Regions from separate parts of the Homo sapiens genome. Here region 2 is linked to region 1. A link is a loop called in an ENCODE intact Hi-C map of the cell type or tissue named here. Cell type or tissue: endothelial cell of umbilical vein. All regions are shown on one strand. Each heading gives the region's core, and the rest is flanking DNA. Links, peaks and the distances in the headings are about the cores only. Region 1 holds the start of ATP9A (ATPase phospholipid transporting 9A (putative)). Region 2 overlaps ATP9A (ATPase phospholipid transporting 9A (putative)).

What was found. Peaks named below come from ENCODE experiments on the same cell type or tissue, not always from the same donor. Only the 100,000 strongest peaks of a DNase experiment are listed, where the experiment ranks them.
Region 2: a loop joins it to region 1, with 3 times the contacts of the local background. A loop is called at or near these places in 7 of 110 quality-filtered maps.

What each region holds. Positions count from the first base shown.
Region 1 is chr20:51,757,892-51,772,174 of GRCh38, reverse strand. It overlaps ATP9A (ATPase phospholipid transporting 9A (putative)), which reads left to right and starts at 3,785. Exons shown (of 28, transcript NM_006045.3): 1 at 3,785-3,873. The coding sequence starts at 3,806. RefSeq lists an enhancer at 9,249-9,933. In endothelial cell of umbilical vein, for the core only: a CTCF peak has its summit at 4,485; no DNase peak of the experiment used is centred there; H3K4me3 peaks cover 1,901 bases; H3K27ac peaks cover 623 bases.
Region 2 is chr20:51,644,166-51,659,310 of GRCh38, reverse strand. It overlaps ATP9A (ATPase phospholipid transporting 9A (putative)), which reads left to right. Exons shown (of 28, transcript NM_006045.3): 14 at 2,161-2,373. Among named protein-coding and RNA genes, the nearest start is that of NFATC2, 110 kb to the right of the region's middle. In endothelial cell of umbilical vein, for the core only: no CTCF peak of the experiment used is centred there; DNase peaks (open chromatin) are centred at 6,970 and 8,340; H3K27ac peaks cover 2,240 bases.

The sequences.
Region 1 (14,283 bases), core at 1-8,000:
TAAAATAAAAACGGCCATGCGCAGTGGCTCATGCCTGTAATCCCAGTACTTAGGGAGGCGAGGCAGGTGGATCACCTGAGGTCAGGAGTTTGAGACCAGCCTGGCTAACATGGTGAAACCTCTTCTCTACTAAAAATATAAAAATTAGCCGGTCATGTTGGTGTGTGCCTGTAGCCCCAGCTACTCAGGAGGCTGAGGCGGGAGAATCGCTTGAACCTGGGAGGCGGAGGTTGCAGTGAGCTGAGATCATGCCACTGCAATCCAGCCTGGGCAGCAGAGTGAGACTCTGTCTCAAAAAATAATAAGAATAAAAACAAAAAGGAGTTTTTTTAAATGTATTTTCTCCTCTGATTATGAAAGCGTACTAAAGAAAATTTGGAAAGTAAAGGCCGGTTGCAGTGGCTCACGCCTGTAATCCCAGCACTTTGGGAGGCCGAGGCAGGTGGATCAGGAGGTCAGGAGATCGAGACCATCCTGGCTAACATGGTGAAACCCTGTCTTTGCTAAAAATACAAAAATTAGCTGGGCATGGTGATGGGCGCCTGTAGTCCCAGCTACTGGGGAGGCTGAGGCAGGAAAATGGCGTGAACCCGGGAGGCGGAGCCTGCAGTGAGCTGAGATTGTGCCACTGCACTCCAGCCTGGGCGACAGAGTGAGACTCCATCTCAAAAATAAAAATAAATAAATAAAGAAAGAAAATTTGGAAAGTAAAAAGGCAAAAACAAAACAAAACAAAACAAAAAACCACCTACAATTTCCCCCTCTCTTTCCATATGAGAGTGTTAGTACCTTTGAGGGTTAATAGTGGGCTCTTTCATCTTTTAAAAACTTATTTAAAGAAAAAATTATTGCAAAAGCAACACGTTTTGCTAGAGAAAAAGTAGAGAGTATTGACAAAACAAAAGCAATGAAATATTTAAGATCCACCTGGATGTACCGCAAAATGTTAATAAGGGAAACTGTCCCCATGACTGGGGACATGGATATAGGATGGGGACATATGAAACTCTCTGTGCTAATTGCTTATGTTTTCTATAAATGGAAAACTACTAAAACAAAAAATCCTGCTAATTAAATTGTATTTTAAAAACCCACCTGGAATCTTTCAGGGATGAGCATTGATAATGCTGTTGTGTTCATTCTTGAATTAGGGAAAACTATGAATATTCATATCATAGAAGTAGGACTTTTAATAGCTAACCTTTTCTTTCTTTTTTTTTTTTTTTTGAAACAGAGTCTCGCACTGTTGCCTGGGCTAGAGTGCAATGGCATGATCTCGGCTCACTGCAACCTCCGCCTCCCGGGTTCAAGCAATTCTCCTGCCTTAACCTCCTGAGTAGCTGAGATTACCAGTGCCTGCCACCATGCGTGGCTAAGTTTTTGTATTTTTAGTAGAGACAGGATTTCACTATGTTGGCCAGGCTGGTCTCGAACTCCTGACCCGTGATCTGCCCGCATTGGCCTCCCAAAGTGCTGGGATTACAGGCGTGAGCCACTGCGCCCGGCCGTGCCCGGGTGATTTTAATATATTTTTGTATTTTTGTTTTTTAGTAGAGATGGGGTTTCACCATGTTGGCCAGGCTGATCTCGAATGCCTGACCTCAAGTGATCCGCCCACCTCGGCCTCCCAAAGTGTCAGGATTAGAGGTGTGAGCCACCGCGCCCGGCCTCCTTGGTCTTCTCTTGTACCCTGTGTAGTAGTGGGGTTGAGAAGAGGGTGTGGAGTTTGAAAGGGGGATGTCTAGCAAAGCAGATGGGAGATGGTGGGACCCACACTGATGCCATAATTGGTGTGTCAGGGTGTTTATCCTTCTTCCATGCAAGAAGCCTTTATTGAGTGCCAACTTGTGCCATGCTATGTACGAAGCATCATTTTAGATGTAGAAGAGACAGCAGGAAGCAAAGCACACCAGGCCTGTTGGCTGGAGAATGCTATTTCCTCTCCAAATGTGCAATGCAGCAATTACTAATGACATGCTTCTTTTCTTGAGGAACTTCTCTGGTGCATGAGATAAGTCACACTTCTTGGTTTGAGATCCACCTCAGACACTGGGATATTTGGTGGCTCCATCCTGTGTGACAGCAAACACAAAAGGCATCCACTTGCTGGCAGTTAGCACTAACTTAAAAAAACAAACAAATAAAACAAAATAAAAGGGCCAAGCGCAGTGGCCCGTGGGAGCAGGGAAAGGCTTCTGGTGAGAGTTGGAAAGGTGGACTGGGCCGGATGCTCTTCCTTCATCCCAATTAAATCTCTATGGCATTTAGCAAATGCCAAGGAAGAGCCCAGCACTTTGGGAGGCCGAGGTGGACAGATCACATGAGGCCAGGAGTTCAAGACCAGTCTGGCCAACATGGTGAAACCCCATCTCTACTAAAACTACAAAAATTAGCCAGGCACATGTATAACCCCAGCTACCCGGGTAGCTGAGGCAGGAGAATTGCTTCAACCTGGGAGGCAGAGATTGCAGTGAGCTGAGATTTTGCCACTGCACTCCAGCCTGGGCGACAGAGGGAGATTCTGTTTCAAAAAGAAAAAAAAGAAACGGCGTCCAACATGATCAGTCATTAGATGTAACTATGTAAAAGTCAGCTTTAGATTAGTTTATATGGTATTATTACAATTTCAGGCTCTTTAGTTACATATTGATTTTTAAACTCCCTCACTTTGTTCCTTCCCTCTGTTTTTTTTTTCCTGCTCTCATAACTTTATCAGGCCTTTGAAAAGTTCATGGGTCCCAGACACTGTGTGGGAGGGTGTGGAAGTGAGTGTGGATGTGGGCTGCGGTGGAGATAGGTGTGTGTGTGAGACCGTGAATCACAGTGACAGGTAATGCAGGGTGACTGTCTGAGGCCTGAGAGTGGGGCCCATGTGCAAGCCCAAGAAAGTGGCTGGTGTGAGAATGAGGGTGTTCAGACTATTGAAGGGTGTTTGGATGAAAGAGGCAGGTGCGTGTGTGTCATGGTGAGTTCCCAGAATCCAGATAGAGAATGAGGGTGAGGATGGTGAAGGTCAGAGGGTGAAGGAGTCTGATAAGCTGAGGGTCCCTGTGTGACTGTGATTTCTGCAGGCACATGGGTGTGAGGCTTGAGAAACTGGGTGCATGGATGATGGTGACCAACAGGAGGGTGAGAGTGTTATGTGTGTGTGCAGGACTCACATGTGATTGTGAATGTTAGATGTTGCAGGCAGTGAGCAGTGGCAGGTGTGTGTGTAGGGCCTGGGCGTGAATATGCACGTTGGTGCAAGAGTGAGTGAGAATGACTGACTGATGGGGTGAGCGTGGCCGGGTGCCCGTGTGATTGTGCATGTCAGATATTGGTGGGGATGAGTGTCACAGCGCGCGTGTATAGGGCTGGGATGTGATTGTGAATGTGGGATTTTGCGGGGGGTGCGGTGGCAGGGTGCGCGCACGGCGGGCGTGGGCGGGGGGCGCGTGGCCGGGTGGGCGCGCGTGGGGGGCGCGGGCGCGGGCCGGGGGCGGGGACACTGCAGCGGTCGCGGCGGCGCGGACACGGCCCGGCCGCCCCCCGTGGCAGGCGCGGCGCGGCGCGGAGCGAGCGGGCGCAGCGCGGAGCTCGGGCCCATGGTGCGCCCGTGTCCGTCGGTCGGGCCGCGCGGGCGCTCCGCGCGTGGCCCGGCGCTCGCGAGCTCGCCCCCTCGCTGCGGGCCCGGCCCGCCCGCTGCCGCCGCCTCCTCCCCCGGGGCGGCGCGGCGCCGGCGGGCGGCGGCGCGGAGGCCGGACCGGGCGGCGGCCCAGGCGGCGCGGGGGGCGCGGCGGCCAAGGCGGGCGGCGCCGCCGACATGACGGACAACATCCCGCTGCAGCCGGTGCGCCAGAAGAAGCGGATGGACAGCAGGCCCCGCGCCGGGTGAGTGGGCCTGGGCCCGTGTTTTCCTTTGTCCGCGCCTCCCGGAGCCCGGCGCTCGGGCCAGCCTGGCCGGGCCTGACAGGTTGGCCGCGCGCCGCGCCCGGCGCCATGAGCCTGGGGCAGGGCTGGGGAGGCGGGGAGGTGGGGAGGGGGTCCCTGCGCTTCAGCCCCGGGCGGCACCTAGCCTGATGCCGGCCCTTTGGGGTTCGAGCGCCCGGTTGCCTGGGCCTCCTTGCCCACCTTCCTTTAGAAACCCCGAGAAGCCGGGCCCGCCCCAGTGCTGTTTACACACTCGCGGAATTCGGATCAGCCGTGCTTTCTCACCGTTTTATTGTTCCGTAATTAATATCTGTCCGTAATTAATATCTGAGGTAACAATTTGGTCAGTGTCACACCGAGCTCTGCGCTTGGAGCATTACTCGGGAGCCCAGATATGCTCAGCTTTTAGGGGGGCGCGGCCTACGCCTCGGGGTACCCCATCAGCGCCCCTGGGTCCCAGCCCCAGGAGGCTGCGCCGAGACCACCTGCGCTCCGGTGGCCCCTTCCCCCTCCGCCCGGGGTGGACCCGAACCAGCAGTCGCAGGAGGGTGGGAGGGTCTCCTACTGGCCGCTTGGTGACACTACCCCTTGTGTTCTCCCCCCACAATTTCGGGGAAGGAATCCCACGGCTGGGACAGGGGCTGCCACCTGCTGTGCCCTTCCCGCAGTAGGAGACCCCGAGGGCAGCTTAGGCGCGGAACAGGCAAGGGTTTTTCTGCATTTGGGAAGAGGGGACGGGTTGGTATTTTGCGCCTCGCCGTCTTCCTGTTCGGAGGATGGCAGCGTGACGCGTTGAGGTTTGCGGGGCTCTCGTATCGCCTGCCATAGACTTACCTGGGCGTGAGGGGCGGGGGTGGGAAGGACGGGGGTGGGCGCTGGTGCAAATGCAGATTTCCCGGCCCCCGCCTAGACCCGCCAATCAGAGTTCTGGGGGGCGGGGCCTGGAGATGTGCAGCTCCACAGGCCGCGCAGGTGAGGCTGGAGCCCGCGGGAGGCTGAGCGCGGTGTTGGGCGGGGCCTGCGGCCGCTCTGCTCCGCCCTTCCTCGGGCGTCTGGTCCTCTCTGGGCATTTCCCGGTGGCGGCCGCTTATTGCAGCGTCAGTTGCTCGGAACAGGAGACGCGGCGGGTGGAGTGAACCATAAGGGTGGCTTCACCAGGTGTCAGTGGAATTAAAAAAAAAAAAAAAAAGAATGGTGCTGGCGGCCATTTTGTGGGGTCTTTGTCCCTGGCTTCCTGAATCCTCCGAAGAAGAGGCCTCACTGATATTACCCAGAGGAGGAAACTGGAGGTTACGGAGGTTAAGGGCTATAGGGAAGACTGCAAAATGGAGATTGAACTCCGGATTGTCTGACCCAAAGATAGTTCCCTCACTCCTCCCTTCTCTGTTTTGCGTTTATTATTATTAGTATTATTATTATTATTGAGACGGAGTCTCCCTCTGTTGCCCACGCTGGAGTGCTGTGGCGAGATCTCGGCTCACTGCAACCTCCGCCTCCCGGGTTCAAGCAATTCTCTGCCTCAACCTCCCGAGTAGCTGGGATTACAGGCGCCCGACACCACGCCTGACTAGTTTTTGTATTTTTAGTAGAGACGGGGGTTTCACCATCTTGGCCAGGCTTGTCTTGAACTCCTGACCTCGTGATCCACCCACCTCGGCCTTCCAAAGTGCTGGGATTACAGGCGTGAGTCACCGCGCCCGGCCTCCTTCGTTTTAATGATGACAATTGACTTGAACACTATGCCTGGAACAGTGCCTGGTACATCGTACATCCTCCGTAAATACTGTGATGAATTAATATGATCAGTGGAGTCTAAAATCCAGTGGTTATTAATTTGTGCCATGAGCAATTATGAGACGCCTACTATGTGCAGGAGCCACTCCAGCTGATGGGGATGCAAGGATGAATTAAAGAAGACCTGCCCAACAGGTGTGGGTGTCCTGACCCTGGCTGTTCATTGCAATCACCAGGGAAACTTAACTAGCCTTTTCTGATTCATTCTAGACCTTTGAAATAAGAATTTAGGGTGGGACCTGGGTTTCTATCTATATATTTTAATAAGCTCCCCTGATGATTTTAACATGCAGTCAGAGTTGAGAACTTTTGAGTCAGTACATGAAAGAAAAATGCAAATATTGTTCAAAAGTGATCATTAGCGTGATAGAAACATGAGCCGTTCATATGGAGAGCCAGAGGGAGTGGTGCAGATAATTTTATTTAAAAGTAAGTTTTCTAGGTTGCGTTGGAATGGAGCATCACAGCCCCTTTAGAATTTACCAGCTTTGGAACTAATCTTTCTTTTTTTTTGAGACGATGTAGTTTCACTCTTGTTGCCTGGAGTGCAATGCCTTGGTCTTGGCCCACTGCAACCTCTGCCTCCTGGGTTCAAGCGATTCTTCTGCCTCAGCTTCCCAAGTAGCTGGGATTACAGGTGCCCACTACCACTCCCGGCTAATCTTTGTATTTTTAGTAGAGAGAGTTGTTTCACCATGTTGGCCAGGCTGGTCTTGAACTCCTGACCTCAGGTGATCCACCTGCCTTGGCCTCCGAAAGTGCTGGGATTACAGACGTGAGCCACCGTGCTTGGCCTGGAACTAATCTAATTCTGTTTTTTTTTTTTGAGATGTAGCTTCACTCTTGTTGCCAAGGCTGGCACGATCTCGGCTCACTGCAACGTCCGCATTCCAGGTTCAAGCGATTCTCCTTGAATCAGCCTCCTGAGTAGCTGGGATTACAGGCATGCACCATGCCCGGCAAATTTTGTATTTTTAGTACAGATGGGGTTTCTCCATGTTGGTCAGGCTGGTCTCGAACTCCTTACCTCAGGTGATCCACCCACCTTGGCCTCCCAAAGTGCTGTGATTACAGATGTGAGCCACTGTGTCTGGCCAATCTATTTCTTAAACAGTGACATGGATTTGGATTCAAATTGTGTATCAGGGTTGCTGTGCATTTGCGTAAATGCTCTTGTATATAATCTGCATTTTCAGGAGTAGCAACATCAAGGTGGAATCCTGAAGTTTAGAAACTCTTGAGAAGCACAGAGAGATGGAGGAGCTTCCTGAAATAGAACTAGGGGCTGGGGGATGGCAGCGTGAGGGCTAAAGTGGGTGGGTGGTTAAAGGAAGAAAAAAGTAATATGTAATGGGTCAGGCTGTCTGCTGGACACTTGAGATAAATAGGGCTGTTTTAATCCTTACAACAACCATGTGAGTTTTTGGAGTTAATTCTCCCATTTTAGGGGCCAGATGTGGTGGTTCAAGCCTGTAATCCCAGCACTTTGGGAGGCCAAGGTGGGCGGATCACTCGAGGTCAGGAGTTCGAGACCAGCCTGGCCAACATGGTGAAACCCTGTCTCTACTAAAAATACAAAAATTAGCCGGGTGTGGTGGTGGTGCCTGTAATTCCAGCTACTGGGGAGGCTGAGGCAGGAGAATTGCTTGAACCCAGGATGTGGAGGTTGCGGTGAGTCAGGATTGTACCACTGCACTCCAGCCTGGGTGAAGAAGCAAGACTCCATCTCAAAAAAAAAAATTCTCCCATTTTATTGACAGGGAAACAAAGATTCACTGATATTAATGTGTTCGTGGTCTTGGAGGTTGTGAGAGGAGGCAGTTTTGAACCGGATCCACCCATTTCACCTAATGGTTCTAGGCAATAAAGCTGTGGAATGGTTGGAAGATTTGTGGTTAAAAAAACCAAAAACGATGCCACATGTCATAGGGGACAGAATGCAGTTATTTCTGGGGTCACTCAGCGAATGTTGCGAAGACGTGCAGCTTATTTTTGGAGGAATCTCCTGGCTTCAAAGTTCTTTTCTCTCTTGAGAAAGTTACCACATCCTGATGTTGAGAAAACTTTTGAAATGGTGTAGTTAGGAAACAAGGCATTTCACCTCCATTGCTGGAAACCATTTTATGACATCATGCCCTTTGCTTATGGCTGAATGGAGCTCCTCTTGTGGTGAAATGGCAGGGATTATTTGTTAGGAGCCAGGACGCAGGAGTCCATTGAGGAGCTGGGTTCACACCCAGGCTCTGCTGCTTACTAGCTGTGTGATCTTGGGAAAATAACTTTACCTCTCTGAGTCTCAGTTGTTTCATCTGTAAAATGGGAATATCAATAATTATGTATCTCATAGTTTTTTAGTCCATGTAAAGTTTAGGAGAATAAGTGCTCAGTATGCCTTAGGTGTTTACTAGGGCTAATGGTAATCCTTAGGTGTTTGCATGAGGTTTACCGTTGGGGTCTACAGTGTGCTTCTTTGAGAGGAGGGGCCTTTTATGAGAAATTTAGAAATATGAATTTCACTGCTTTTTCCTGATCAAATTTAGGAAAATGAATAACTATGTAGAGCATTCTGTCCAGGTATGTCGAGGCCCTGGTGTGATGTTGTGGCAAGGATGGGAGCTTAGGTACCAGGTGGCCCAAGACTTTGCCTCATTGTAACAATCTACGTTTTGTGGGTGGCCACACTGGATGAGGATGCTTTGATGCTTGATATATTTGGATTTGGGGGACTAGGAAGTTTTGAATATGAATCAGATTGAGAAAGAAGAACTGAATAGATATGTTGTCTACCACAATGTTTTAAACAGCTTTATTGAAGTATAATTTATATAGCATACATCTATTGAAAGTATGTAAACTGGCCAGGTGCGGTGGCTCATTCCTGTAATCCCAGCACTTTGGGAGGCCAAGGTGGGCGGATCAGGAGGTCAGGAGATCCAGACCATCCTGGCTAACACAAGTGAAACCCCATCTCTACTAAAAATACAAAAAATTAGCTGGGTGTGGTGGCGGGCACTTGTAGTCCCAGCTACTCAGGAGGCTGAGGCAGGAGAATGGCGTGAACCCAGGAGGCAGAGCTGGCAGTGAGCCGAGATCGCGCCACTGCACTGTAGCCTGGGCGACACAGCGAGACTCCATCTCAAAAAAAAAAAAAAAAGTATGTAAACCATTGATTAAAAAAAAACCAGGTGTATGGAGTTATGCAACCATCACTCCGGCATGGGTTTTGAATGTTTCCATCACCTCCGAAAGTCTCCTCCAGCCCATCTGCAATTCATCCCTGCCCTTGCCCCAGTCCCAGGCAACCAGTGATCCGCTTTCTGATTCCATAGGTTTGCCCTTTCTGGAAATTGTCTATCAATGGAATCACACCACGTGTTGCCTTTTGTGTCTGGCTGCTTTAATTTAGCATGAAGTTTTTGAAGTTTCTTTTTATTGTGTAATAGAATTTCAGTTGGGCTTGGTGGCTCACACCTGTAATCCCAGCACTTTGGGAGGCCCAGGCAGGAGGATTGCTTGAGCCCTGGAGTTCAAGAGCAGCCTGGGCAACATAGTGAAACCCTGTCTCTACAAAAAATAAATAATAATAATAAAAAAAGCCAGGCATGGTGGCTTGAGCCTGTGGTCCTTGCTACTTGGGAGGCTGAGGTAGGAGGAGTGCTTGAGCCCAGGAAGCGTAGGTGGCGGTAAACCCTGATCATACCGCTGCACTCCAGCCTCGGCAACAGAGTGAGACCCTGTCTCAAAAAAAAAAAAAAAAAAAAAAGCCATTTGTGGATATATCACCTTAAATCTTTTTGTTTGTTTGTTTTTAGACAGGGTCTCGCTCTTGTCACCCAGGCTGGAGTGCAGTGGCATGATCTCTACTCACTGCAACCTCCACCTCCCGGGTTCAAGCGATTCTCATGCATCGGCCTCCTGCGTAGCTGGGATTACAGGCTCCCGCCGCCACGCCCAGCTAATTTTTTTTTTTTTTTTGAGACAGAGTCTTGCTCTGTCACTAGGCTGGAGTGCAGTGGTGTGATCTTGGCTCACTGCAACCTCTGCCTCCCGGTTCAAGCAGTTCTCCTGCCCCAGCCTCCGGAGTAGCTGGGACTACAGGCGCATGCCACCACGCCCAGCTAATTGTATTTTTAGTAGAGATGGGGTTTCACCGTGTTGACCGAGATGGTCTCGATCTCTTGACCTCATGATCCGCTCACCTTGGCCTCCCTAAGTGCTGGGATTACAGGCGTGAGCCACCATGCCTGGCCTAATTTTTGTATTTTTGGTAGAGACGGGGCTTCACCGTATTGGCCAAGCTGGCCTTGAACTCCTGACCTCAAGTTATCTGCCCACCTTGGCCTCCCAAAATGCTGAGATTACAGGTGTGAGCCACTGACCCTGGCCCGGCCCAGTGTTATCACAGGGTCCTTAAAAGCGAAAGACAGGCAGGAGAGTGAGTGTCAGCATAAGAGAAAGATTGGGAGAGGCTGCACTGCTGGCTTGAAGAGGGAAGAAGGGGCCATGAGCCAAGGAATGCGGGGGACTCTAGAAGTTGGAAGAGTTAAGGAAACGGACTCGGTTGGAGCCTCCAGAAGGAACACGGCTCTGCTGACACCTTCCTTGATTTTAGTCCCATGAGGCCCATTTTGGACTTCGGACCTAACTGTAGGGTAATAAACTTGCATTGTTTTAAGCCACTCAAGTTGTGCTAATTTTTTTTTTTTTTTGAGGCGGAGTCTCGCTCTGTCGCCCAGGCTGGAGTGCAGTGGCGCAACCTTGGCTCACTGCAAGCTCCGCCTTCCGGGTTCGCGCCATTCTCCTGTCTCAGCCTCCCGAGTAGCTGGGACTACAGGCGCCTGTCACCACGCTCGGCTAATTTTTTGTATTTTATTAGAGACGGGGTTTCACCGTGTTAGCCAGGATGGTCTGGATCTCCTGACCTCGTGATCTGCCCGCCTTGGCCTCCCAAAGTGCTGGGATTACAGCCGTGAGCCACGGCGCCCGGCCAAAGTTGTGCTAATTTGTTACAACAATGAGGAGAAGCTGTCACACACCGATGTGTGCTGCAGACCCTGGGAACGGATTGTCGTGCTCCTCTTTCCATCCCACAAAGGGGACTGGAATCTAGACAGGAAGCCCGCCACCTGGGTGGAGGCATCAGAGGCATTTCAGAGGTCCTACATTTTGCCTGAGAGCATAGAGCTTATGTCAGCATGTTTATGTGACTCATTATCTGACGGTGGAGGAAAAAGATGAATATTTATTTAGGACCTGCAGTGTTTTGGCTCTGAACTCATGTTTCCTCTTTCATGCTGCACAATGGCCCTTTGATGTTGGTAATTTTTTTTATTCTTGCTTTACTGATAAGGAAACAAAAATGCCCTTTCTCTTTGATGTGATGGAGGTGGTGTTAGGTAGGACTCTCATTACTCTCAGGACTTACATTCTTGTTTTTTATTTTGAGACGGAGTCTCACTCTCACTCAGGCTGGAGTGCAGTGGCGCAGTCTCGGCTCACTGCAACCTCTGCCTCCTGGGTTTAAGCAATTCTCTGCTTCAGCCTCCCAAGTAGCTGGGACTACTACAGGCCTGCGCCACCACCACGCCCAGCTAATTTTTGTATTTTTAGTAGAGACAGGGTTTCACCATGTTGACCAGGATGGTCTTGATCTCTTGACTTTGTGATCCGCCTGCCTCGGCCTCCCAAAGTGTTGCGATTACAGGCGTGAGCCACTGCACCTGGCATTTTTTTTTTTTTTTTTGAGACGGAGTCTTGCTCTGTCGCCCAGGCTGGAGTGCAGTGGCGTGATCTTGGCTCACTGCAACCTCCACCTCCCAGTTCAAGTGATTCTCCTGCCTCAGCCTCCCAAGTAGCTGGGATTACACATGCCTACCAGTATGCCCGGCTAATTTTTGTAGTTTTAGTAGAGACGGGGTTTCGCCATGTTGGCCAGGCTAGTCTCGAACTCCTGACCTCAGGTGATCCGCCTGCCTTGGCCTCCCAAAGTGCTGGGATTACAGATGTGAGCCACCGTGCCCTGCCCAGTACTTACATTCTTTATTTCAGTCGTTGTGAGCACTGAATTTTCGAATATGGAACCATTGCTCTTAGGGGAAATATGGGGTTAGGTTCCTGAGAGGCTCTGGTCACATTATTTTTGTTGACTGATCAATGAAGAACCTCGTTTTAGGTGTGTTTCTGTTTTTTAAAAACCGCATATTTAATGTACGTTATGGATTCATTAACATCGAACTCACAGGCAACAACTCTGTAACTCACGCCTGGAGGCAGCTTATCTGACACGTGTATTTTTTCCACGTGGCACATCCCAGCCTTCCTGTGCTTAGAGATACTAGTTCTTCTGCACTGTGCTGAGGGGCCATTTTAAACTGCAAAACCATCAGGGAAAAGCACAAAAATGCACAAATCGTGGCAGTAAGAGACCACAAAAATGACTCCTATTTGTAGTGTGAGAGCTGCAATGAGAAGCCTTGTGTCACCTCAGCTGGGAATGTGTGTGTCTGGGGGCGGGGCAGGGAGGAGCAACTCACCATTTTGGCTACACTGCACGCATCCATTAGTGACTGTGAAGGGGCTGCAGCTGTTGATTTGGGATTACAAGTTTGAGGGATTTGGTGAATTTGCAAATACAGAAATTATAAATTATGAGGATCAATTGTATATAGTGGGGTGGGTGTGTGTTTCAATGTCCTTCCTTTGACAAAGTGGAGATAGTATTAGATATGTGGCATGTAGGGGTGTGTGTACATCTTATTTTATTTTTTAATTTTATTTATTATTATTATTATTTTTGTGACAGAATCTTGCTCTTGTCGCCCAGGATGGAGTGTAGTGGTGCGATCTCGGCTCACTGCAACCTCTGCCTCTGAGGTTCAAGCGATTCTCTTGCCTCAGCCTCCTGAGTACATGGGATTACAGGCACCCGCCACCACGCCTAGCTAATTTTTGTGGTTTTAGTAGAGACAGAGTTTTGCCCTGTTGGCCATGCTGGTTTCGAACTCCTGACCTCAGGTGATCCACCCACCTCGGCCTCCCAAAGTGCTGGGATCACAGGCATGAGCCACCGCACCCGGCCGTGTGTGTACATTTTAACATCCTTTCTTTGATGTGGTGGAGGGAGTATTAGATACCAAGCATATAGGGGTATGTTTTGAGGGAGGGGATTGTGCTGGTGGGTGAAACCCAGAGACACCCCCCTCCTCAGCCACCGACCTTCCCCTCTCTGGGCTGGAGGAGAGAGTTGCACCAACAGCTCTTTGCCCCCCTGGGATGAGAACAGTGGAGCTTGGCAGCGGCCCATGGGGCTGTGCTCTCTGTCCTCTGCCAGCGCCCAGCTGCACTTGCGCCATCCCCTTCAGTTACAGAGGTCCTCCCTTGCTCTGCCTTGTGCTGACCAAAACCAGACTAGCTGCTCTCTGCCCACGTGGAGACCAGAAGATGTGTTGTTGCAAACCCACAGAGGGACTCTGAAGGATGGAGTGTGGACATGGGTGCCGTGCCTGCCGGGCTTCCTTGCAGACGGGCTCTTTCTTTTCTTTTTTGAGACAGAGTCTCCTTCTGTTGCCCAGGCTGGAGTGCAGTGGTATGATCTCGGCTCACTGGAACCTCCGCCTCCCGAGTTCAAGCGATTCTCCTTCCTCAGCCTCCTGAGTAGCTGGGATTACAGGTGCAGGCCACCATGGCTGGCTAATTTTTGTATTTTTAGTAGAGACGGGGTTTCACCATGTTCTGCAGGCTGGTCTCGAACTCTTGACCTCATGATCCGCCCGCCTTGGCCTTCCAAAGTGCTGGGATTACAAGCATAAGCCACTGCGCCCAGCCCAAAAGGGCTCTTTCTACCTACTGTACAGCTGGCTGGCGAGAGGAGGTCCCTGTAGTCCAGTCCGCAAGGAGATGGGGGCACCCTTTGACCTTGACCTCTGTCTTGCATGCAATAAGTTGGAAAAAGGAGGCAAGGCATGGAACCGGCCATCTTTGGACTTTTGTCCCTTACTTCTCAGAACAGAATGTTCTTTTAGTGTCTTTACCCAGATGGAAATGTTGAAAGTCAGTGATAAGGGCTGGCTGTATTTTATGACTGCCTTTGAAGGGGTGGAGGGGTTGGGACGTGTCTTCAGGGTCACTCATGAAGGTGGTGATTTTGGTTTAATTTGGAAAGAAAAAGACTAATTATAACATTTTTATTGATGACATTTAGAATGATTCTGATTTTAACAACTAGTATCTGTTTTCTCTAATTTGTGAGTTTGAAAGATTAATATATGTATGAAAGGTTAGCAATTATTTTTATGAGCCCTTCTGTTTGTACCAAATGATACTTGCTTTCTTGTGTCATGGCAGGAAGTTTCCTTTTAGAATTTAAATAAAAGGCAGTCAATTTAAAGAAAACCATGAAGTCTATAAAAGTTCCTGAGATTTGTAAATACCCCAAGTCATGCCTGACATTTAGGAATTAGTGGCCCATGCTGAAATGGCGCAGTCTAAACACATAATGTTACTGCTACAAGGGGAAAGAAATAGGATAGTTGGTTGTGCTTATACATTTAAAACCTTTTTTTTTTTTTGAGACGTACT
Region 2 (15,145 bases), core at 4,453-12,452, 120 kb after region 1:
GTCTAATGAGAGGGAACCGTCAGGTAAATAGGCCAATTTAGACAATGAAGAGAGTAACACACAGGGTGTTGCCAAAATGTGACTTGCAACGGGAAGGCAAGTGGAGTGCCATGAACTGGGGGGCCCAGGAAGAGCCTCTTTGAGGAGGTAAAGTTGAATTGAGGCCTGAATGATGAGACTGAGCAAGCCAGCCCTGCAGTGAGCTGGGGGATGGGGTTCCAGGCAGAGGGCACAGCAAGTGCAGAGGCCCTCAGGCAGGAAGAAGCTTGGCAGTGCCCAAAGAACAGAAAGGCCAGCATGGCTGGAGCAGAGGGAACGGGAGGAAGATGGCATGAGGGACAGCTGGAGATGCAGGCAGGTGTTGATCAGATGCGAGGGCATTTGGCTTGTGTTCAACAATGAGCCTTCCCCCCCCCCCCCCCGCCAGTGGTCTTAATTTTCATTATATTCTAAAGCAGTAGAACCCTTTCTTCAAAGGAAGCCTAGGTGGGGGTCGGGCACGGTGGCTCACACCTGTAATCCCGGCACTTTGGGAGGCCGAGGCAGGCGGATCGCTTGAGGTCAGGAGTTCGAGACCAGCCTGGCCAACATGGTGAAACCCCATCTCTACTAAAAATACAAGAATTAGCAGGGCTTGGTGGCGGGCGCCTGTAATGCCAGCTACTCGGGAGGCTGAGGCAGGAGAATCACTTGAACCCAGGAGGCGGAGATTGCAGTGAGCTGAGATCATGCCACTGCACTCCAGCCTGGGTGACAGAGTGAGACTCATGTCTCAAAAAAAAAAAAAAAAAAAAGGAAGCATAGGTGGCACCCGATGTGTGACAGAGGAACGGAGCTGCAGGCTGCATCTCCCATCCTGCTGCAGTTGGTGGTGCTGAGCGGGTTTCTCAGGATTCCTGGGGCTCAGTGTGGAGCATGGATTGAAAACCACCTCTAGTTCACTCCTCTCCTGCCTCAGCCTCCCGAGTAGCTGGGATTACAGTGCCACCACACCCAGCTAATTTTTGTATTTTTGTAGAGACAGGGTTTTACCATGTTCGGCAGGCTGGTCTTGAACTCCTGACCTCAAGTGATCCACCCGCCTTGGCCTCCCAAAGTGCTGGTATTACAGGCGTGAGCCACCGTGCCCGGCCACTCCTCTCGTTGACAGGAAACAGCCTCAGAGGACAGACACCACTTGCTGCAGGTGTCCTAGCTGCTTGCCACCCATCCAAGAATAAGGCTTAGCTTTGGTTACCCTTCAGTGCTCTTTTTACCATGTTGCTCAAAACCATTTTTCCAAGACTTAACCCATTCCTGGCCTTTCAGGGGCTGAGCTGTGTTGCCAGTTGGAAAGGAAGGGATGGAGAAGGCCAGTTGTATGCCATGGAGCTGCCTCTCAGGCAAGAGCTGGGGTCTAAAGTCAGCCTGCAAGGCAAAACTTGAGCACAGTTACCATTACACCCGAAAGTCTAGCTTCAGTGGGGAGCCAGGTGCCGTTTTGCAGTGAGTCCCATCCGGCCAAGGTTTCCTCTGGCTGTTCCTGACGCCTTGCTGGACTGCCCTGGATTGCTTGTTGCTGATGGTTGTTACTTGCATACGGTACCAGATGAGGTTGTTGCCTTCTGTTGTAAACCAAGAAGATTGTGAGCTTAAACAGTGGTTCTAAGCCGAGGGTGATTTTGGCCTCTATTGGACATTTGGTGACATATCTTGTCACAACTAGGGGAGTGCTGCTGGCGTCCAGCGCATCTGGTGGCTGGAGGACAGGGATGCTGCTGAACACCCTATATAATGTCCCCCAACATAGGAGTACCCAAGTGGGGAAGCCCTGCTCTGAACTACCGGGATCCCTTTCAGTGCAGTGGGGTCCTCATTCTGTCAAAAGCCCCCGACACCACCCCAGGGAGGATAGATTCACTCAATCTGCAGGTAGAATCGTTCTCGTTCATTAAATTGTATTTTTTTTCCTCTGTCTCTTTTTCTTTTTTTTTTGCCGAGCATAAATGACAAACCCTGAAAATTGCATGTCATTTATTTGCAGCATCATTGTAGATATATCTAAGGGTTCTGTGTGTTGGAACAGTAGAAAAAAGAAACAATAGCTGCACGGCTGTTCTTCCACTCTCCAAATCATTCCTGCCTCTGGTCATCTTCCTTGTTCATTTCTCCTTCCTGTAGCAATCCCAGGACCCACCGGCTCAGAAGGGCCCAACGCTCACCACTAAGGTCCGGCGGACCATGAGCAGCCGCGTGCACGAAGCCGTGAAGGCCATCGCGCTCTGCCACAACGTGACTCCCGTGTATGAGTCCAACGGTGTGACTGATCAGGCTGAGGCCGAGAAGCAGTACGAAGACTCCTGCCGCGTATACCAGGCATCCAGCCCCGATGAGGTAAACCTGGGCAGGTGCAGCAAGGCATGGGGAGGCCCTGCTTGTTTTCTCTGTGCTGGAATTAGGCGTTTTCTAAGGAAGCAATGTGTCAGGGCAGACAGGAGCCAGGATGATGCAGGGCTGCTGGGAAACACATTTTCAAATACAAGAAAGAAACGCCTTTCCTCTAAAAAGAATAGCCTTGGACTTGAGGTATAGTCTGAATTAGGAAAGTTAGAGATTTTGTTTTGTAACTCAAAAGGCCAGCATAACAGGGCACAAGGTCCCATTTAAACCACATACTTTAAAAAAGATGTAAATAATTAAGATCTTAATTAAGATAAACTCCACATTCCATACAGTCTACCTATTTAAAGTATGACTTTTTTATTTTATTTTTTTCCCCGAGATACAGTCTCACTCTTTTGCCCAGGCTGGAGTGCAGTGGCGTGATCTCGGCTCACTACAACCACCCACTCTGGGGTTCGAGCGATTCTCCTGCCTCAGCCTCCTGAATAGCTGGGATTACAGGCACCCACCACCATGCCCGGCTAATTTTTTGTATTTTTAGTAGAGATGGGGTTTCACCATGTTGGCCAAGCTGGTCTTGAACTCCTGACCTCAGGTGATCCACTGGCCTTGGCCTCCCACAGTGTTGGGATTACAGGCGTGAGTCACTGCGTTGGTGAGTATGGCTTCTTAATATAGTTAGTATATTTTGGGATTTTTTTTTTTTTTTGCAACCATCATCACAATCAAATTAGGATATTTTTATCACCCCAAAGGAAATTCTATACCCACTTTCCTGCTGTACTCCCTTGTCTTCCTCATTCCTCCAGCCCTAAAGCACCCACTAATCTACTTTCTACCTCTATAGATTTGCCTATGACAGACACTCCAAACATCTGGAACCATACAATAGGTGGCCTTTTGTGATTGGCCTGTTTTACTTAGTGTGATGTTTTCAAGATTCATCCATGCATATTCACTCATCAATGCTTCATTCCTTTTTATCACTGAATAATAATCTGTTTATGGATATATTACATTTTATTTATCCATTCATCAATTAATGCACATTTGGATTTTTTTTTTTGTCTATATAGATAATGCTGCTATGGACAATTGTGTACAAGTATTTGAGTGGGTGTAGATTTCTGTTTCTCTTGGGTATATACCTAGGAGTGGGTTGGCAATGTCATATGGTGACTCTATAGTTAACCTTTTGAGGAGCTGTCTGTCTGTTTTCCAAAAGTGGCTGCGCTATTTTACGTATCTACCAGCAACGTATGACAGTTTCCGTTTCTCCACATCTCGGTCAATCCTTGTTACTGTCAGTTGTTTGGATTCTGGACGTTCTAGTCAGTGTGGAGCGGTATCTCATTGTGGTTTTGATTTGTATTTTCCGGATGGCCCCTGATGTTGAGCGTCTTTTCGTATGCTTATTGGCCATTTGTTTATCTTCTTTGGAAAAATGTCTATCCATATCCTTTATCCATTTTCACTTTGTCTGTTTTTCTTTTTGTTGTTGAGGTGTTGTTTGTTTGTTTTTGTTTTGCTCTGTCACTCAGGTTGGAGTGCAGTGGCACGATCTTCCCGGCTCCATCTCCCAGAGTGCTGGGATTTTAGGTGTGAGCCACAGCGCCCGGCCACCTTTCAATATCTTTTAATTTACTTTTTAAAACGTGAATTTTCCTATTGATATAGTTTGTATCCTCCTTTTTTCACTTACTATTTTATCATTTCTGTTTTCTAATCATCTTGAATATTATTGAAAGCATTCTTTAAGAATTGCTACCTATGCATATACCCTAATATCCTAACTATTCTCATAATTGGAACTTCTCATACTGTAGGAACTTAGGTTATTCCTAATTTTTAGCAATGATATTTATAAGTATTTTGCAATGAACATCCTTACACCTTATAATTCTAGAAGTGGCGTGATTGGGTTTATGAATTCAAGAGATACTTTTGAGTAGACTAACACTGTGATATTAGTGCTAACAAGACAGCCCCAGGCCCCTAGGGAGGAGGCTTGTGTGACACAGTATAGTGTGTGACTTACTCCCGGGATCCAGCTCCACACTTGGGCAGTTACTTATGCTTGCTGTGCCTCCAGATCTGTGCCATGGAACCCCCACAGTGGGGCTGTTGTGAAGCCCCAAGTAGGCAGTCAGTATATCTTGTGGGTCAAATTGAATGAGTATTTTATTTTTAGAGATGGGGTCTTGCTATGTTGCCCAGGCTGGAGTAGTGCAGCGGCTCTTGATAGGTGCAATCATGGCTCACTGCAGCCCTGAACTCGTGGGTATGAGCCATCCTCCCACCTCAGCCTCCTGAGTAGTCAGGACTACAGGCGTGTGCCACCATGCCCGGCTTTAAATGAGCATAAGGCTCATGGTAACTATGGCCAGAGTGCTTCCCAGAATTTTTTTTTTTTTTTAAACATTTAACTCTTGTACCAACATTGGGAGGAATCCCAATTTTTTTTTTAACCCATTTTAGGAAGAATGGGGCTCCTAAAGTTCTGGACCAATTTGCAAGTATCAGTGAGCCTGCGGTTCCTGGCGGTTGGGGGATGGCACAATGAACATCTTTCCCAAAGTTCACAAATGGAAGAACGCTTGAGTGTCATCTTCTGTGTCCTGGTGCTTCTTTCTCCCTTTTTTGGGCAGTGGAATTTGTCACCTGGGAGACTCCTCCTTCCAGCCTGCAGGGTGTTTGTGGAATAGCTCAAGCTATAAAACCCAGTTCATCCGTGACTGTTGACATTTGAACCAGGCTTTTTAGGAGTGAAAAATGTTGTACACCCCTGGCTACCTTCTGAGATGGGAATTGTGTGCAGAAAGAGAGAGGGGGAGGGAGGGTAGGTTTGGGTGATTGTCCTGATCTACTTGGACTTGTGCCATAGTAAGTGACAATTTCAGGTTTATCATCATTTCTTCTTTCTGTGGCTTGGCAGGTTTAGTCTGTTTTTCCCTTTGGGAATGATACTGTGGAATAGCGATGTCAGAGAGGGCCATATTTTTGGTAGCTATGGACTTGGAACCAGTAACCTGTGGGTATTTGATGGAATTCAAATTTATTTTATTTTATTTGAGCTCCTGACCTCAAGTGATCCTTCAGCCTCCCATAGTGCTGGGACTACAGGCGTGAGCCACCGTGCCAGGCCTTTTTTTTTTGCTCTGTCGCCCAGGCTGGAGTGCAGTGGTATGATCTCGGCTCACTGCAACCTCCACCTTCCGGGTTCAAGCGATTCTCATGCCTCAGCTTCCCAAGTAGTTGGGATTACAGAAGTGCGCCACCATGCCTGGCAAATTTTTGTATTTTTAGTAGAGACAGGGTTTTCCCCATGTTAGCCAGGCTGGTCTCAAACTCCTGAGCTTAAGTGATCTCTCTGCCTCAGCCTCCTAAAGTGCTGGGGTTACAGGCGTAACCACCGCACCCAGCGGAATTCAAATTTGAGCAAGCTCCAGATGCTGATGATCTGAGAAGCAAGTCCTGCCTGAGGCCCCTGATGCTCCTGTTGGCATCTCTGGAGGCTTTAATGCCCGTTGCCCACTCCTCTGCTCCCACTGGACTTTGGTGTATTTGTTTTAGGGCTGTGCAAAGATTTTTCCATGAGGATAAATCTTTCATGGAATGCTTTGCACTTCTCGGCCGCTTTTTCTCAAAGTGAATGGTACTTTATCTCTTCTGTGGATGAATTGCACTTGAAATCAGATTTGTCTTGTTTTTCTAAGATTCTGAATCATGATTGAGAAAAAAAAAAAGAACTACTTTCCTTTGGCCTTTGGTGTCTTCAGAGGCCAGTGTTACCTTTTTGCTGTGGTTGTTTTTTTTTTTGAGACGGAGTCTTGCTCTGTCACCCAGGCTGGAGTGCAGTGGCGTGATCTCGGCTCACTGCAAGCTCTGCCTCCCGGGTTCACAACATTCTTCTGCCTCAGTCTCCCCAGCAGCTGGGACTACAGGCACACGCTGCCACGCCCGGCTATTTTTTTTTGTATTTTTAGTAGAGATGGGGTTTCACCGTGTTAGCCAGGTTGGTCTCGATCTCCTGACCTCGTGATCCGCCCGCCTTGGCCTCCCAAAGTGTTGGGATTACAGGCGTGAGCCACTGCGACTGGCCTTGCTGTGGTTTTTTTTTTACAACTTTTATTATTTTGTATTGCACAGTTATTTTATGTCTATAGTAGAACACATGAATGCATTGATCAGAAAAGTAAAAAGTAGCCCATAATCTTACTAAAGGTATAGTCATTGTTAATGTCTTCCTGATCAGCCTTCTAAAAACTACTTCAGAGGCCGCCTACTGCCAAATACAAATAGGTTTATATAAATGCCTCATGAGGCTCAGAGGAGGCTAAATCTAGTTAAGGTGAAATCTTTCAGAAAGCCGTACTGTTTCCAAGTCCCTGTAGGATTCTGCATAGACTTGGCTGGCTCTAGAATCGTGCCTTTGAAATTCAATATCAATAAAACATTGCTAGCCTAGGCAAGGTCAGTTTATGGAACATGTGTAGAAACCAGTATGCATTTTACTTGGGAGCTGCTGGAGTAATTTCTACCAGTTGGCGTAGGATTCATTTCCTGTAACAGAAAGCAGGATTTCCTAAATTTGTTTCCTGTGCACATTCCAGTTGGGGAACCTTGAAGTGTCTTTATTCAGCTATCGATTACAGCCTGGGGGCGCTGGGCCCTCCCTGCCACCGTACAGTAAGTCACGGAGGAAATGAAATAGATACAGTCGGACCCGGAGGAGCGGAGCACTGCTCAGATGCTGGAGCGAGCAGGCCTCAGCCCTGACAGCATCCCACCATTTCCAGGATGTTCCACAGTGTCGAGAGTGGGTGGTGGGGAGTGGCAGTGGGGGCCTTGGTGATAATGCAACTTTCCAAGCCTTTGTTTCTTGGTTTGAGCCAGGAGGTGCTGTCCTGTAAGCAGCTAGGATCAGCTCTGTCCATGGCTCATTCACTTGTCTTTTCCATGAATTTTTCATATTTAAAAAACTTTTTTTCTTTTTTTGGCCAGGCGCTTTTGAGACAGAGTCTTGCTCTGTCGCCCAGTGGTGTGATCTTGGCTCACTGCAATCTCCGCCTCCCGGGTTCAAACCATTCTTCTGCCTCAGCCTCCTGAGTAGCTGGGACTACAGGTGCCCACCACCATGCCTGGTTAATTTTTATATTTTTAGTAGAGACAGGGTTTCACCATGCTGGCCAGGCTGGTCTCAAACTCCTAACCTCAAATGATCCACTCACCTCAGCCTCCCAAAGTGCTAGGATTACAAGCGTGAGCCACCACTCCTGGCCAAAAAAGGTTTTAAAATCACAAGTACTAATGTCTTCACTACAGAAAAGGGAGAAATTGTAGAATCAAAAAGAAGATAAAAAATAACCTGTGATTCTTGCCACCTGGCGATAACTACTACTGTTTATGTTCTGGTATAGATTTTCTCAGACTCCTTCTAAATGTATGCATATTTAAATATACATATATATTTATTTTATTTTATGTGTATTTATATAATATATGATATGCATATTTATAATATGTAAATATTTACATATTATAAATATGTAAAGAAATATATATAATGTAAATATATATTATATAATATATTATGTAAATATATATTATATAATATATTATGTAAATATATATTATATAATATATTATGTAAATATATATTATATAATATATTATGTAAATATATATTATGTAAATAATAATTTAAATATTGACATAATATATAAATATATAAAATAATATTTACTTTGTGTGTGTGTGTGTATATATATATATGGAGAGAGAGAGAGAGGACCAGTACAGAATCATGCTGTAGTACATATAATTAAACAGGAAGGAGGGTGAATTAAGTAACTTCCTTTAGAAAGTCATATGGCTTTCCGAGATTGCACCACTGCACTCGAGCCTGGGCAACAGAGCGAGACTGTCTCAAAAAAAAAATTTAAAAAAAAGAAAGTCATATGACTTTCACATTTCTGTAGGACTTACGCTTGTGTTCAGGTATACGTGTGTGTGTGTGTGTGTGTATGTGTGATGTATTTTCCTGTGTGCCATGTTAGTATGTGTGTGCACATGGATGCACATGTGTGTGTATGAATGAAAGCTGCTTGCTGTATTTCACTGGGTCTTGAATAGCTGAATAATTCCAGAGCAATGAATCAGCAGTTCTAGGTAACATGCAGAGTGTCTCCATGGCTAGCACATGCTCATGGCACAGAGTGAGAAGCCTGTTGCTCTCCTTCCCTGACTTCCATTCTCCCAGGCTTCTTCCTCTGCGACACCCGCTGTTATTAATATCTGAGTATACTTGCAGAGATAATTCTTTGCATGTATTAGAATTACCCTCACGCTTCATTAAAATATATATATATTTTTTATTTTTTATTTTTTTTTTTGAGACGGAGTCTCACTCTGTCACCCAGGCTGGAGTGCAGTGGCACCATCTCGGCTCACTGCAACCTCCGTCTCCTGGGTTCAAGTGATTCTCCTGCCTCGGCCTCCCGAGCAGCTGGGACTACAGGTGCACGCCATCACGCCCAGCTAATTTTTGTATTTTTAGTAGAGACGGGGTTTCACCATATTGGCCAGGCTGGTCTCAAATTCCTGACCTTGTGACTCACCCACCTTGGCCTCCCAAAGTGCTGAGAGTACAGGCGTGAGCCACCACACCCAGCCTATTAAAGTATTTTTTAAAATTTAAAAGCACAACTGTAAATTATAGATGCAGCTTTACACTTTGCTTTTAGTAGCTCAGTTTTTACAAATGTGCCAGGACATGGAATATCATTGCACTGTGACCTCAGCGAGGGCTGAGTTTTACTGAAACATCTGCCGTGGGTTCCTGTAGCCTCCCAGTGGCATAAATGCATGTCTGTATTTCAAGACCCTGTCTACTCACTTTCATGGAAGGTGAGGGCATCACATTGGCCTTCCCTGCTTCTGCAGTGCAATTGCTGGCCATGTTTAACTTGTAACTTTCAATTCAATCAGCTGTGTGATTTTTTTTTTTTTTTTTTGAGACGGATTCTCGCTCTGCTGCCCAGGCTGGAGTGCGGTGGTACGATCTTGGCTCACTTCAACCTCCGCCTCCCAGGTACAAGCAATTCTCTTGCCTCACCTCCCAAGTAGCTGGGACTACAGGCATCTACCACCACGCCCGGCTAATTTTGAATTTTTAGTAGAGACAGGGTTTCACCATGTTGGCCAGGCTGGTCTCGAGCTCCTGACCTCAAGTGATCTGCCCGCCTTGGCCTCCCACAGTGCTGGGATTACAGGCGTGAACTACTGCACCCGGCCTAGCTGTGCGATTTTAAGCAAATCATTGCTGCACCTCAGCCTCCTCAAAGGTAAAGAGGGACTAGGGCCATTGACTTCACAGGTCCTTGCTAAAGATGAGGTAGTAATGGTGATAACAGTGGTACTGACGGCAGTGAGAAATGATCACCTATTGAATACCTGCTCTGTGCCAGGCCCTGGGCTATGAGCCCCTCTTATGATAGAGTCACAATGATTGTGCCCATTTTGTAGATGAAGTGTAAGTTGGCTAAGGAAAGTTCCCATGGTCGCATAGCTGGCACGATTAAAACCAGACAGCCCATGCCTAGAGTCTGGACTATGCAACCCACAATACCACTTTCCTCCCCAGGGGATGATGGCTTGAAAGTGCTTTGTAAACTCCTGAAGTGCTCCAGAGAGTGAAGATGCCTGTGTGTGGGAGACTCAGGGCTGATACTGGATGAAGTACCACAGTCTCTGGCTATTTTTAGCCAAACAGGGTGCCCTGTTTGGAGGTAATGTTCAGACACTCTGCATCTTCCAAGTGCAGTGGAATTTTTATTTTTTATTTTTATTCTTTGGTCCCTTCCCTCTTTTCTCATCTGGGGAAGCTTCCGAGCTTGGTGAAAATAAGCCTTTTTCTGCCAGACCCTGGCAGCCTACCTTCTGAGTATCTTGCCTTTACCACCCACCTCATTAGGATTCATCCCTTAGAAAGGAAAATTAAAATGAGCATGTTTCACTTAGCAACTTCCAGTTCCACCTATGTTGCTGCAAGTCACAGAATTTCTTTCTTTTTTAATGTGTTTTGCTTATTTTTTTGAGGTAGGATCTTGCTGTATTGCCCAGGCTGGAATACAGTGGTGCAGTCTTGGCTCACTGCAGCCTTGACCTCCTGGCCTCAAGCAGTCCTCCCGCCTCAGCCTTCCAAGTAGCTGGGATGAGAGGCGCACACCACCACACCTGGATAATTTTTGTATTTTATTGTAGCAATGGGGGTCTTGCTATGTTGACCAGGCCAATCTCAAACTCCAAACTCAAGCAACTGTCCTGCCTCAGCCTCCCAGAGTGCTGGAATTACAGGCGTAAGCACTGCATTGGGCCAATAAGAGGTTTTTTAATGGCTATACAATATTCTTCTGCGTACGTACACCACAGAGTATTTGTTCTATCTCCCAAGCTTACCACTTAGGAGGTTTCCCCCTTTTGGCTATCATAAATCATGCCACGATGCATTGCCTTCCACCTTCTCTCTGCACATCTTTGACCATGTGTGTAAAAGGTCCCGTTTGTCTCCTTTTGCCTCGTCTTAATCTTGTTGCTGAACGTGAGTGTAAAACCTGCTGGAGAGCTCAAGTACATGGTGCCGGGGAGGGCAGGCAATCTCGCGGTCCTTCTGCGGCTACGAGGTTGGTTGGTTTGTTTTTTTATGAGCACATTCTTGGTGAACCATAAGATGTATGCAGTTCCCCTCCATGCCTGGGTATAGCCTGAGCCTCAGCCTCAGGTCCAGACAATGACAGCATTCAGATGTGTGCATGAATGAGCTCGGAGTGTGAAGCAGAAAGATTTAGGAGGGTGTTGGAGTTTTACCACCACGTTGCCATGACCTTGGACCCAAGGGGTAAGGTCAAAGAACAGAGGTTAGGAACTATAGGGGAATTCTTCCATCAGTATTATTGATTAACCACCGAAGTGGGGTCTCAAAACAGGATTGTGGTTGTTCAGAAGAAGACAGCGGGGGCTGTTTGAGCAGGGCTGGACAGTGTTTTACAGACACTGTAGGAAACTGTCAGATGTGCCTCCCTTGGTGTTAGCTTATCCATGGGCCATAGAGGCAAAAGCTCTGTCCCATGTGATATTAGTGTTGGCTCAGAATAGAGTTAATATATAGTCATTTCTTTTTTTTTTCTTTTTCTTTTTTGAGACAGAGTCTCGCTCTGCTACCCAGGCTGGAGTGCAAAGGTGCAATCTTGGCTCACTGCAACCTCCGCCTCCTGGGTTCCAGCTATTCTCCTGCCTTAGCCTCCTGGGTAGCTGGGACTATAGGCATATGCCACCATGCCTGGCTAATTTTGTATTTTTAGTTTATTTGTTTGTTTTGAGATGAAGTCTTGCTCTGTTGCTCAGGCTGGAGTACAGTGCCACAATCTCAGCTCACTGCAACCTCCGCCTCCCGGGTTTAAGGGATTCTCCTGCCTCAGCCTCCCGAGTAGCTGGGATTACAGGTGTGTGCCACCACGCCTGGCTAATTTTTTTGTATTTTTAGTAGAGACAGGGTTTCACCATGTTGGCTAGGCTGGTCTTGAACTCCTTACCTCAAGTGATCCACCATCCTTGGCCCCACAAAGTGCTGGGATTACAGGCATGAGCCACCGTGCCCGGTCTATAAATAGTCATTTCTTAATGATCACATTTTAGGAAGATGATGCTGTTCTTTCTTCTTAAGTATTTATTTTTATCAGTCAAGTGATAGGAAGTTCAATTTCAAGTACAAGACATTTGGATCAAGAAGTGACTATTATTTATTTATTTGAGATGGAGTCTTGCTCTGTTGCCCAAGCTGGAGTGCAGTGGTGTGATCTCAGCTCACTGCAACTTCCTCCTCCTGGGTTCAAGCAATTCCGCTGCCTCAGCCTCCCGAGTAGCTGGAATTACAGGCACCCACCGGCCCAGTGAATTTTTTGCACTTTTTTTTAGTAGAGATGGGTTTTCACTATGTTGGCCAGGCTGGTCTTGAGGCTCCATACCTCAGGTGATCCGCCCACTTCAGCCTCCCAAGGTGTTGGGATTACAGGCGTGAGCCACTGCGCCTGGCAAGAAGTGACCTTTTATGCCACTGTCTCTTCCGCTGATTCCTAGCAGGCTGTGTTTTGTTTGTTTCATGCTATGTTAAAAAAAAAAATTGAAGCAGTATTTAAAAATCACTTGATTTTATGTCAAAATTAGTTTTTCTCAAGAAAGATCAGGTCTGGAAATAGTAGGCCCAACTTCTACCTGGCAGTGGTTGGCCAAGCTGGGCAGCTGCTGCCTCAGTTTTCTTCTGACCCCCACATGGCCCTGCCCTATGCCTGTCTGCTTCTCTCCCAACGCCTGTCGGCATTTGAACCTGCAACCACTGCCTGGTGCATTTGAATGTATTTTCGTATTGAGTGAAGAAAACCGTGTGTCTGTGGATAGATTTATAATTTTGAAAGGCTGGATTAGGGCTGACCGGTGACTCTTTGTGAGCTTAAGTATTTATCTTATTGAATGCCACCAAATAACCCCTTTTATCAGATGTCACATTCCCGCCTCGTATCATACGTGCTCTGATGATTGGTATGTATCCTGCTTTTGACAAGAATTCAAGGCTACTGAGCGTGATCTGGCTTATTTCCCAAGCACAGCATCCCAGGTACAAAGAGAAAACTTTAAAAACTTGTCACAAGTGGTTTATTGCTGGCCAAGAAATGATGAAAAAGCCCTTTCACGGATGGTTTCTGGCCTGAGTCCCTCACATGGGCATTTGAGGCAGGGAAAGGTGTGGGCTCTGCCCCTTTGGTTTCTTGTCACCCAAAGGAGAAAACACAACAGACTCCTGAGACAGGATCCCCTCCCCGCCCTTTCTACCTTTCCAGCATTTTATCCAGCTCGCGTCTAATGTATCTGTTCATTCATCCACCTTAACGAGGTTGTGTTTTCTGCTGCTGGCCTGACCTGCAGTTATTGAGACCCTAACTCAGGCTGTTAACAGCAGTGAGATGCAAGCCCCTGAAATCCTCTATCTTGTGTGTTACGGGGTGATTTCTTTGAACAGAAGCCAGAATGTTAAGTAACCTTGTTGTATATCACTTTGTTTTGGGAGGGAATGCAGTTATCTCAGCTCACTCCCCAGATGTTTGTCTGGCCCACAATCGAGAGGTGTTAGTGAGTACCCCACTTCTAAACTGGTCCTCCCTGAGTAGGACTCTGGGGGATGTTATGTGTCCTGTTAGAAAGTAGCTTTAAATTAACACTGACTTAAGCTAAAATGGAGGAGAGTGGAAGGGGAGAAGGAAAGACTTCCTGCAGGGCTCAGATCCTGTTGGAATCAGCTCCCAAAGAGACTGAGAACGTTCTTGTTTTTTTTTTGTTTGTTTGTTTTTGTTTGTTTGTTTGTTTGTTTTGAGACGGAGTCTCACTCTGTCGCCCAGGCGCGATCTTGGCTCACTGCAAACTCCACCTCCCGGGTTCACGCCATTCTCCTGCCTCAGCCTCCCGAGTAGCTGGGATTATAGGTGCCTGCCACCACGCTCTGCTAATTTTTGTATCTTTAGTAGAGACAGGGTTTCACCATGTTGGCCAGGCTGGTCTCAAACTCCTGACCTCAGGTGATCTGCCTGCCTTGGCTTCCCAAAGTGCTGGGATTACAGGTGTGAGCCACCTCGCCAGATCCTGCAGAGGTTTTGATTAGGATGGTGGATCCCAGGGGTGGGGAAGGGCTACAGATATAGCTGTCGTAGGCTCCTAAGCTCCACTGAGAGGCTTGCTCTAGAAGAAAGCAAGGCTAAAAGATGTTTACATACAGCTGTAATTGATCTTTCCTCAAAAGCGTTTGTCATTTCTGATCATTTCAGGTTATAGTTATTCAACGTTTCCACTAACATGAACCTGTGGGGTCTGTAGCTGGGCATGCTGGGCTGGCCGATTCTGCTGCCCAGCCCTGGAAGCCACTTCTGGTTCTGGAGTTACAGATTCTTTCTCGATTAAAGTTAAAAGCAGGCTTTTGGGGAATTAGTGTATCTCCTGGAAGCCCAGTATCACAGACTTTTCACATATTTTCAGGGCAATTAACAGGCAAAGTAATAGCTACTTGAGAATAGGAATAAAAAAATCATTTCCATAAGTGTTTGAAAGTACCTGAAGAATAATTTTTTTTTTTACTTTATTACTTAATAGGTATATAAGGAAGGATATAAATTTAGTCAGGGTTTTTTAGCTTGTACATAACTAGGTATTTGTAATATTTGAATTGTATTGGGATGTTTATTTAATTAAAGTTAAACGTAAAAGAAATGCGTATACACGTTTGAAACATTTCGGTGGTATAGAAAGCTAGAAGTGGCCGGGCGCCATGGCCCATGCCTGTAATTCCAGCACTTTGGGAGGCCGAGGTGGGCAGATCATGAGGTCAGGAGATCGAGACCATCCTGACTAACATGGTGAAACCCATCTCTACTAAAAATACAAAAAAAAAAAAAATTAGCCGGGTGTGGTGGCGGGCACCAGCTACTTGGGAGGCTGAGGCAGGAGAATGGCATGAACCCAGGAGGTGGAGTTTGCAGTGAGCCGAGATCGCGCCACTGCACTCCAACCTGGGCAAAAGAGTGAGACTCCGTCTCAAAAAAAAAAAAAAAAAAAAAAAGCTAGAAGTAAAAGCTAGAAGTAATTCTCTCCATGTGTATCACTCTATAAACATTTCTACACTGCACCCAAGCTTTTTTACATAGACAGATGGGATAATTTT